2 separate regions of the Mus musculus genome follow, and region 2 is linked to region 1. A link is a loop called in an ENCODE intact Hi-C map of the cell type or tissue named here. Cell type or tissue: left cerebral cortex. All regions are shown on one strand. Each heading gives the region's core, and the rest is flanking DNA. Links, peaks and the distances in the headings are about the cores only.

Evidence for each region. Peaks named below come from ENCODE experiments on the same cell type or tissue, not always from the same donor. Only the 100,000 strongest peaks of a DNase experiment are listed, where the experiment ranks them.
Region 2: a loop joins it to region 1, with 3 times the contacts of the local background. A loop is called at or near these places in 4 of 42 quality-filtered maps.

Annotation. Positions count from the first base shown.
Region 1 is chr10:6,869,254-6,874,639 of GRCm38, reverse strand. It overlaps a transcript of Oprm1 not described here. Among named protein-coding and RNA genes, the nearest start is that of Oprm1, 83 kb to the right of the region's middle. In left cerebral cortex, for the core only: a CTCF peak has its summit at 2,781 (motif pointing left); a DNase peak (open chromatin) is centred at 3,002.
Region 2 is chr10:6,033,113-6,038,498 of GRCm38, reverse strand. No RefSeq gene overlaps it. Among named protein-coding and RNA genes, the nearest start is that of Rgs17, 110 kb to the right of the region's middle. In left cerebral cortex, for the core only: a CTCF peak has its summit at 2,504; a DNase peak (open chromatin) is centred at 2,483; H3K4me3 peaks cover 560 bases.

The sequences.
Region 1 (5,386 bases), core at 295-5,294:
ATGGCTCATTATGCTAGCTTCTCTCATACTCACCTGTCACTCACTGATTGCATAAAAAGAAGTTCTTATTATCTTAGTACAGTTTGTGCTGCTACAAGAGAACAGAACAGGCTGGGCGTGGTGGTGCATGCCTTTAATTTCTGAGTTCGAGGCCAACCTGGTCCACAAAGTGAGTTCCAGGACAGCCAGGGCTACACAGAGAAACCCTGTCTCAAAAAACCAAAAAAAAAAAAAAAAAAAAAAAACCAAAAAAAAACCAAAACAAAACAAAAAAAAAAGAAAACAAGAGAGAGAGAGAGAGAGGGAGAGAGAGAGAGAGAGAGAGAGAGAGAGAGAGAGAGAGAGAGAGAGAGAGAGAAAGAACAGAACACGCTAGGTAACTTATAATAAATGAAAATGTATTGCCTCAGTACTCTGGAGCAGTAGAAGTCTAAGGTCAAGGTGCCAGCACCTGGAGAAATCTTAGAGATAAAACAGGACCTGGACTTCCTCATTTTGTGGTGGTGTTGATCCTAACCACAAGGCAGGAGTCCTCATGGCTCAATCACCTTCTGGGAACCCCATTTTCAACACTCTTACAATACAGCTAGACCTCAGTGTGAGTTTTTGAGAGACAAACTTTCAAACCATTATGTCCAACACCTCAAATTCTTCTTCATAGTTTATGTGGGAGTGCAGTTCATACTCTTACATTGCTAACTATACTCTTATTATTCTTAACTGACCATTTTTTCTGTCATGGAAAAGGCAAATTTATTGTTCAACTATGTCACCAACAGTGATGTTGAATATACACAGAATACACAGATGAAGCAAACTGTGTGTTAGAGGGGGTAAGGAAAGCTTCAGGAAGAGATGAGATACAAATTGGACTTTGGTATTGATGTAGATACAGGAAGAGGAAGACAAGAATTATATAAATGGGGAAATATAGCTCAGGAAAATACAGGAGGGGCTCACCCTCATGACCCCATTGAATCCCACATACCTCCTATGGGTCACAAGTATCATTGACCTGACATATGATTTAGGGAATGATGTTTCCAGTACATTTGGGGGATATATTTAAAGTACAGAAGTATAGAAGACAGAAGTAAGAAAAAGAAAAAAAATATTAAGAGAAACATAAGCAGGTCGGCTTTTGGTAGAAATTTATTAAAATGATAGGAAGCACATTTTATTGAACATATGTTGTACCTGTGCAGTTGTGTGCACATGTGTTTTTTTCACATGTGACTTTATTTCTGATTGAAGATGAGACACTTTAATCTGGCTATAGTTCATCTACTCTGGGTAGAGACTATTCAAGGACTTCAAGCCAATACCAGATTGTCATAGAACATAGGTGAACTGAAAGTTAGGTCTGGTGCATGGTAGGGGTCCAGAGTGAGAGAAGTGACAAGAGTGTGGGGCTATAAAACTGGAAATCTCCAGAGAGGATTAAAACTTGGGAGACACCGTCTACAGGGCAAGAAGGACAGCAAGTAGGAAGGAACACTTGTACTTTGGACAGTGCTTTACATGCCTGAATGAACATAGTGCTATGGAGGAAGCTATTATTTTAGATGCCACAGTTTACATAGGATCATAGGTGGAAAAAAGGGATCCTAGTAGGGTTGGGGAAAGGCAGTAAGGGATCAGGGCTAGGAAAGCTGTGTGGTGCTCTGGATAACCTCCAGGCTACACAAATGCTTGGAATTCTACTCTTGATAAGGCTGATAATGTGAGAGGGAATGAATAGACAGGGCTGGACTTTTGTACACTAAGGGTTGATGGACAGAGCACTAAGACTGAATTATAAGGACATTTTATAACTGGCTGACAAAAAGTAGATGAGCTCTTAACTTTTAACACCTGTATGTGTTGCCCATGCATCGTGTGCAAGGGAGCATGCTTCCTGTACAGCGTTTCTACTTCCTGTGAGGTAGAGTTTATGATTCTGTCAAATAGGAAAGCTGAACTAAGTCTTGGATTAATTAGGTGCTATCCTTTAAAGAATGTTTCCATCAGTATTGGAGGTAGATCTGCCTGTGGTTCGAGAGTGTTGGATTATAACCTAACCAGGAGACTCCAAATTGCTTTTGGCTGCCTTGCTCAGCCTCTGGCCAAGCTGAAAGCCTATGGATGAAGAGAGCCATATCCAAGCACAGATGACCCATTCATTCTTACTTCTATGAGTATCTAGTACTGGTTCCTAATGATAAGTAATTATCACATTTGATTTGATCTTACAGAAACATCATCTACATAGTGGAAAGTGGTAAAGGAAACTTGCATGAAGGGTGTTGGGATGGATAACTTTTATTGTCAACTCGACACATTCTAGAAGAATCTATGAAGAGTAGTACCTCAATGAGGAATTGGGTTGAACATATCTAAGTAGGATAATTAATGTGTGACAGTGCTGACTCAGTCCACTCTGGGCAGCACCATTTTCCTTAGTTAGGGGTCCTGAACTATACGGGTGGCATAATCAAGCAGAATATGTCAAGCAAGACAGCTTGCGAGCAACTATGCTTGCATGTATGCATTATTTTGTCTCTTCTCTTGATTGCGGATATAGTGTGACTAGCTGTTTAAAGTTCTTGCTTTAACTTTTCCCCAGTGATGGACTGAAACTCTTTCTGTTCTAAGTTTTCTTTTCTCAGAGTATTTTTACTACAACAAAAGGAAGGAAACTAGAACACGTGTCCTTCCTTGGAATGAAGCTGTGTGTGAGCAGTATAGCCTGGCGCCCTCTGTGGGCTGTTGACTCAGTGCCTCTATGTTTGTAGTTACTGTCAACAGTCTCTTTGGCTCCATGGGAGTCTTGGGAGGTACATCTGCAAGCGGTTCCTCAAATAGAAATGGCTGAACTTTATATTATTTTTAAGGTCGATGATGAAATAAATCATAGGCCTGGGAAGTGTGTGAGCCTGAAAGTTGGTTGAGGCGTTCTGAAAGTCTTCCTTCCTCTGAGAGGATAAAAGCTGCAGTTCTTTTGTGCGGTAATAACAGACTGTCAACGTCTGTCTGTTTGCCTGACTCCCATTCACTGAATAAATGCTGGTAATTGCTAATTGCCTGGAGAAGAAAACTGACTCACAGCCCAAAAGTGTTTTGCATCTTGATGTTACAGGCTCTCTGTGCTGGTTTTATATCTAAATCAGAGAATGTCTTGCCAAAGCCTGTACATTCACTTGCTTCCTCAACTGCTTAGGGGTTATACCAACTCAAGTGGAATTTCTGTCAATGACATCTCACTGGGGAACTCAGGTAGTTCTTTCTGTGCATTGTATTTTCCCTTACATATTCAATAAAGGGGTGGAAAGCATTTGATAAAATTTCAAGCAAGTTGGATGTGTGCTGGGATTGATTGAAGTGCCTCCTCAAATTTGCTAGAATTTTTAAGTGTCTTTCACTCTGATTGCTTCTCTGAAACTAAATTAGCTATCACAGATTCAGCATATAGAAAGAACTACCTGATGCTCCTACATTTAATTGCACGTATGGTTTCAGAGGGTTGAAGTCCATGATGGCTGAGCAAAGGCATGGCAGAAGGAATAGCTGAGAGCTCATGTCTTGACCCAAAAACAGGAGGCAGAGGGGATTAACTCAAAGTGGCATGATTCTCTTTAAATCTCAAAGTCCACCCCCAGTGACACACTTCCTCCAGTAAGGCCACACCCCCTAGTCCTTCCCAAATGGTTTCACCAGCTGGGGACCAAGTATTCAATCATATAAGGCCATGGAACTCATTTTCATCTAACCCTCTACATTCTGCTCCCTAACCCCTGTAGATGTGTGACTATATTATAAATCAAAATGTGTTTAGTCCAACTTTAAATGTTTCCATATTCTTTCCCATTTTCAGGGCCAACATTCAAAATCTCTTTTAAGACTGGAAGCAATCTCTTATCTGTAATCCTCTGTAAAATAAAATAGAATAAAATAAAATAAAATAAAATAAAATAAAAACAAACTATACACTTCCAACACATAATGGCATAGAATGTCCATTATCATTTTAAAATGGAAAAATTGAATCATAGGGAGGCAACATTGAACAAGACTAGTCTAGTGTTAGAGGGCTCAGATGGTACCATCCTTCCAGTTTGTTAACTGTAATACACTCTGTCTCTTGGTCTAGTTCCATTCCCATGTGCAGCTCTGCTTGACACATATCCCATGGTTCTGGCACATGGCTCTGGCATCTCACACAGTCCAGGCTTTATTTTTATAGCTTCATTGCATGAAGACATTGTATGGAGACCTCTCAGGGTTTCCATGCCGAGATTCCCCTGCCACACTCGTTGCCACAGTGGCTCTCCTTAAACACAGAAGACTCTCCAGCCCCTTTACAGGTATATTCTTTATGGCTAAAGTTTGAAACCCATGGATGACATTGTTTAGTTTGACTACCCACTTGTGGAGCGAACCCTGGAACTCTTCCATCACATTTGTAGAAGCTTTGACTTGTTGTTACTTTTTGAGAGTAGAAAATTCACCTGACCTTTGCTTTTTCACAGGTTGGAAGCTTAGTTGGTCAGGGTCTTGACATGAGGGCACGCTTCCCTTTATACCAATGTAGACCAGGTCTCATGTTGATTACTTTGGTGCTTTCACCACAAGGCTCGACTTCAGCATTAACCTTTCTGGTGTTCTTTATCTCTTATAAAATACACTTTGTATTTCTTTTTTTTTCTCCACATGTTCTTTTTCCTTGGGGACCTGTGTAAGAATGGTAACTAGTAATCACACAAAAGAGTCAATAGAGTTGACATTAGGCAGTCCTGAATTCTCCCCCCACCCCCAAAGAAATTCTTTATTACTTTTAAATTTAGGTGCAGGCAAACTCTTAAGACAAGGGCAGAAAACAGCCATATTTTTGCCAAAATATCACAAGAATAGTCTGTAGCCCAGTCGCTAATATTGTTCTAATCTACAGTCTCTTGAGCTGTGCTTCCACAGTCTGCATAGTTCTTAGCACTTTCCAAAACCGTACTGGGATGATCCACTAAGTTTTACCTACAGTGTTCTATTGCTTTTCTAGTCTAAAGTCCCAAAGTATTTTACATTCCTCAACCATACCACATGATCAGGCCTGTCACAATAATATCCTACTCCTGATAACTTCTGTCTTAGTTTCTTTTCTCTTTTCAAAATGCTGTGATCACAACAACTTATAAAAGTAAGTGTTTAATTAAACATACAGTTTCAGAGGGTTGGAGTCCATCATGGCAGCAGAAACAGCTGGGAGCTCACATCTTGACCCACAGATAGGAAGCAGAGAGGGCTAATTCAAAGGAGCATAAATCTTTTTAAACCTCTAAGTCTATCCCCAGGGAGACACTTTGTCTAGCAAGGCCACATCCCCTTTGTTGAATGCTTCTATCAATTGGAGACA
Region 2 (5,386 bases), core at 253-5,252, 840 kb after region 1:
CGGGCATGGTGGCGCATGCCTCTAATCCTAGCACTCAGGAGGCAGAGGCAGGTAGATTTCTGAGTTCAAGGCCAGCCTGGTCTACAAAGTGAGTTCCAGGACAGCCAGGACTACACAGAGAAACCCTGACTCAAAAAACAAAAAACAAACAAACAAAAGAATGCTATTTCAATGTTTTTGGTAAAAATTATTTTAAGTCTCATTAAACATTATCTTATAAATTTTGCCAATGAGTTATGTGTCTGTAAAGTTTTCATCTTAAAAACGAAGATCAGGGGAATAGATTTAGAACCTCCCCTCCTTATCAAGTACCAAAGCCGTCATGTTAATCTATGACAAGTCAGTCACCGTCATCTTAATCTATAACTAGTCAGTCAGCATGGCTGCCTTTGACCTTTCCTTCAAACTTTAAAGAAGCACGTGTTATTTAACAATTTTCTTACCTTGCACTATGTCTCCTGTAAACACAGAGGGAGATGCCAACATTTGATGAACTAACTAACTTTTAGATCATTATTGATAAATGTGTGTACATTTTTGGGAGATTAAATTGATTTTACCTTATTGTAACTTTTTTCAATAATTTATTTAATTATTCACTTTACATCCTGATGGAAGTCCCCCTCTGTCCTCTCCTCCCAGTCCCACCCTTTCAAATCCCTCCCCTATTAGCCCTTCCCTTTCCCTCAGAGAAGGGGAAGACCCTCATGGTTACCACCCAACCTAGGATATCAAGTTGCAGCAGGACTAAGTGCATCCTCTCCCCCTGAGGCCCAACCAGCTAGGAGAAGGAGGTCCAGTGGCAGGCAACAGAGTCAGAGACACTCCCACTCCAATAGTCAGGGGATCCACAGGAAGACCAAACTGCACATCTGCTACAAATGTGCTGGGGGCCTAGGTCCAGCGCCTGTGTGTGTAAATGTATAAGCAGTAGGTTTAGTAGTAATGAGTATAAAATACTTCTTCAACAATAGCCTAAAATATTTCATCTCAGAGATATAAATTTCTATTGAAAGCTCTTGATTTGTATCTCTTCCTGATAGGTCATTTCAATAGACCTCAATACCTAGCTCCATCTCACAAATCCATCTTATTTGTCTGGTGAACAAAAAATATGCTAATGTGTTTCTCTGTGTTCTTTGATTGCCTTTGAGACAGAGCCATGCTATCTAGCACACTGGCTTGAAACATACTTGGAACATACTAAAGTGGCCTCATACTCAGGATCTACCTGCCTCAGACTTCCAAGTGCCCGTATCCCACACATAAACCACAACATATGGCGAATTAAATTTTTTCAAAGTTTCTTGTCAAAGTTGTTGTTCTTCGAAAAGATTTTCTGGGAGGGAGGATAACAGTGCTTCAGGATATGTTTAGGGAGTGGAAGGGACATAGAGTTTGGCTTCTGCATCAAAAATAGACACAAAGGCAACTGTTGGAGAACCTTCTGTTTTACAGCTATTTGAAAGATTCACACTAGGTATTTTGGCACATGCTTATAGTTTCAGCATAAAAGAGGCAAAATGAGGGGAAAGAATAGAGGGGATCCGGGAGGGAGGGAGGGAGGGAGAGAGGGAGAAGGGAGCCAACACTCCACTCTCAGCACACTATACATAAATTACTGTTCACGAGTCCATCTCTGTTATTGTTATTGGATGGTTTCCACTGATAAGTAACTTGGTTACAGAGTTTAAGAAACCCAAAGGGCAGGATGAGCCCTTGCAGCATCCATCAGCATCCACATTCAGCAGCTCTCAAGCTTTTACCATTATATCCCTGGAGGCAAGCAAAAGGTACATGTACTGACTGCTTGTGCTGTGTGAGGGTTTCATGTCATTTACAGGACAAATGCTCTTTGCTTTTGTTATCTTGCATGCATCTGATGGAATGCAATTATGGAATTTAAGCCTTGTGATTATTTCTTCCCACTGAACATTTTTGATCCAAACTGTAACAGTGACCAGCATCTCATGTTCTGAGACATGGCCTGGTACAAGACAGTTTACCTTTTCTTAAAATAAAATATGATCGTGATCATACAATCACATAATCACAATCTTCTATTTTCATTGTTTTCTAAGGAAATAGAGATGTCTCTCCATCACACTCGGTCTGCTCCTTCCAGTTCTTAAGAATTCCTGCTCCACAGCCGGAAGTCCCTGACTTTCGTAAGCTATTTATGGCCAGCAATTAATTCAAGCAAAAGCAAAGAATTGTTTCCTCCCTCCCTTACCGGCCGCAGCCACTAATCTTACCACGAAAAATAGGAAGAAAAGTAAAGAGTCCTTCGCCTCACCTCATGAAGTTCCCTCCCAGATACACAAAGAAACTAAATCATGCCCTTATGTAAACGTCATCTAAGGTCGAATGCGGCTGCAGTTTGTCCATCTGCCATGTCCTGGGTTGTACAGGAGGTTCAGAGCATGCTGAGCTCAGAGCAGGCTGGCAACACCTGGGCTGGCAAAGGGACAACGAACTACGGTGCATTAGCGCCTCCTGGTGCTGCTGCCGAGAAGTGCAGCTGCAGAATTCGCACCCCTTCTGCGAGGAAGGTGCACTGATCTCCCTTCCGTGAATAAATTTGTTTCGCATTGCGCAACGGCACGTTAATTTATTGTGGAAAGAAGATAAAGTCTTAATAAAGGCTTTTGAAACGACCTCATTGTATGTCTAGTCAATGTTCGTGGCATGCCGTTGAGGAAGGGATTTTTAAGATTGTGTATAAAATGCTCTAATAATGTAGTCCATGAATAAATGCGGAGATCACAGCTAATTATTTAGAGAATTCTCTCACGTTTTTGTTTTATTATAAACATCACACACACAATGAAGAGCTCGAAGTGATTATAACGGCTTCATTCCATTTCAAATTATTTGTTTGCATAAACTAACTCAAATTCCACAGATAACAGTCTCAGAAAACCAGTTCTAAAAAATAAAATACAGAAATAGAAATTAACAGAAAAGAGCTTGGTTTGTCTTTCCAGAAGATCATTAAGTGCCTGTCTGATGCTTTATAAGCCATGGGTAAACATCAGGAGAAACGACCTAAACCACGGTACTGCCAGGGCTGAACCCCCAATAAGTGAGGCTGTACCCTTATATTAACACCCTAGAAAGCCTGCATTTCTCTATCACCCATGTCTCCTCAGGACCATTCTGCTGTCAAAATTAAAGGGAGATAGATACAAATTGCAAGCAACTCAATTTCTTCTGGAAGACATTTTAGAACATTTTAAATGTTCCTTACTGTAAAAATGGCTCAAGCCTGAATCTCACGGGGGGGGGGGGGGGGGGGACGGACTTAACGCCAGCTGCTCTGTCTAGAATCTGGTCATTAATAAGTTTCAGAACTGTGGACTATGTTAATATATCTCACATTTGGCAAATGTGATTCGTTCTCATTCACATGTGAAATAGATGTGTTAAGACCTCATCCTCATCGCTGTGCACAGGAAGTTCTTCCTTAAGTACCTCTGATATGGATTCCTGTGTGCTGGGGGAAGGTGTGTTAACGTACAAACAGGCAGTGCTGGGCACGGGACCCAGGGCCTCCTGTGTGGGAGGCGAGCCCAATCCAAGTCCCTTTCATGTGCAATTGAAATTTAAATTGAATTTTAAAGTGTTCTAAATTCAATTTGAAGGTGAGCAAAAAGCTTACACAATGACTTGGAACGGTACGAACAGGAGGGTGGCCATGAATTCAAGGCCAGCTAGTAGGTATGATATACTCCAGGCCAGGCCGAACTACAGGCTGACTCAAAACAGGAAAAACTAGCAGACAAAGGTTTCTTTGTGTGGAACTTAAAACTCTATATGATTATCTGTTTTGTCTTGTTTTGGTTTGGTTTGGTTTTTTAGGTTTTTTTAAAAACTTATTCACTTTATGTCCAGATCACAGTCCCCCACTCTCCTCACAGCCTCTCCTACAGCCCCTCCCTCACCTCCTTCTCCCCTGAGAAGAGGGAGCTCTCCCTCAGGTATCACCACGCTCTGGCACTTCAAGTCACTGCAGAACAAGGTGCATCCTCTCCCACTGTGGTCAGACAAAGCAGTCCACTTCAGGGGAACAGGACTCACGGACAGGCAACAGAGTCAGAGACAGCCCTCACTCTGGTTGTTGGGGGACCCACATGAAGAACAAGCTGCACATCTGCTACATGTGCAGGAGGCCTAGATCCAGCCTGTGCTTGCTCTGTAGTTGGTGGCTCAGTCTCTGGGAGAACCCAGGGGTCAAGGTTAGCTGACTCTATGGGTCTTCCTGTGGGGTTCCTTTTCCCTTCAGGTCCCTCAACCCTTTCCCTAGCTCTTCCATAAGACTCCTAGAACTCCATCTAATGTTTGACTATGAGTGTCTGCAGCTGTTTCAATCAGCTCCTGGGTGTAGCTCTCCGAGAACAGGTACGCTAAGTTCCTGTAGGCAAGCATAACAGAGTATCATCAGTAGTGTCAGGGATTTGGTTCTTGCCTGTGGGATGGTTCTGTTGGGCCATTCCCTCAGTCTCTGATGTATCGTTGTCCCTGCACATCTTGCAGGCAGGACACAATTTGGGTCGAAGGTTTTGTGGGTGGGTTGCTGTCCTTATCCCTCCACTTGGGGTCCTGCCTGGCTACCGGAGGTGGTCACTTCAGGCTGCATATCCCCCACTGTTAGGAGTCTTAGCTAGAGTCACCTCCATAGACTCCCTGGGGCCTCCACTCCCTCCCAGCCCCTGCCTCCAGTCTCTGGCACTTCCTAGAGATGCCCTCTGGGGCCACTTTCCCTTCTCTCCAGAGCCCAGATCTGATCCCACTCCTACTCCATTCCCTTCCCAGTCCTCTTCCCAATTCTCTCCCCTATCCACCCTCAAAGTCTGTTATTTCTTCTGAGTACCAAGCATCCTTAAGCATCTACAACCACCCACACCACACATGAGGCACTCCTCATTATTTGGCTTGTTTGAGTATGTTGAGTATAGCATGGTTATCCTGTATTTATGGTTAATTTCCACTAATCAGTGAGTATACCATGCATGTTCTTTTGGGTCTGGGTTACCTCACTCAGGATATTTTCTAGTTCTATCCATTTGCCTGTAAATTTCATAGTGTCCTTTTTTTAACAGCTGGGTAGTATTCCATTGTGTAGATGTACCACATTTTCTTTATCCATTCATCAGTTGAGGAACATCTAGGTTGTTTCCAGTTTCAGGTTATTAATAAAGCTGCTATGAATATAGTTGAGCAAGTGTCCTTTGTGGGATGATGGAGCATCTTTTAGGTATATACCCTGGAGTGGTATAGATGGGTCTTGAGGTAGAACAATTCCCATTTTTTTAAGAAACCACCAGACTAATTGCCAGAATGGTTGTACAAGTTTGCACTCCCACTAGCAATGGAGGAATGTTTC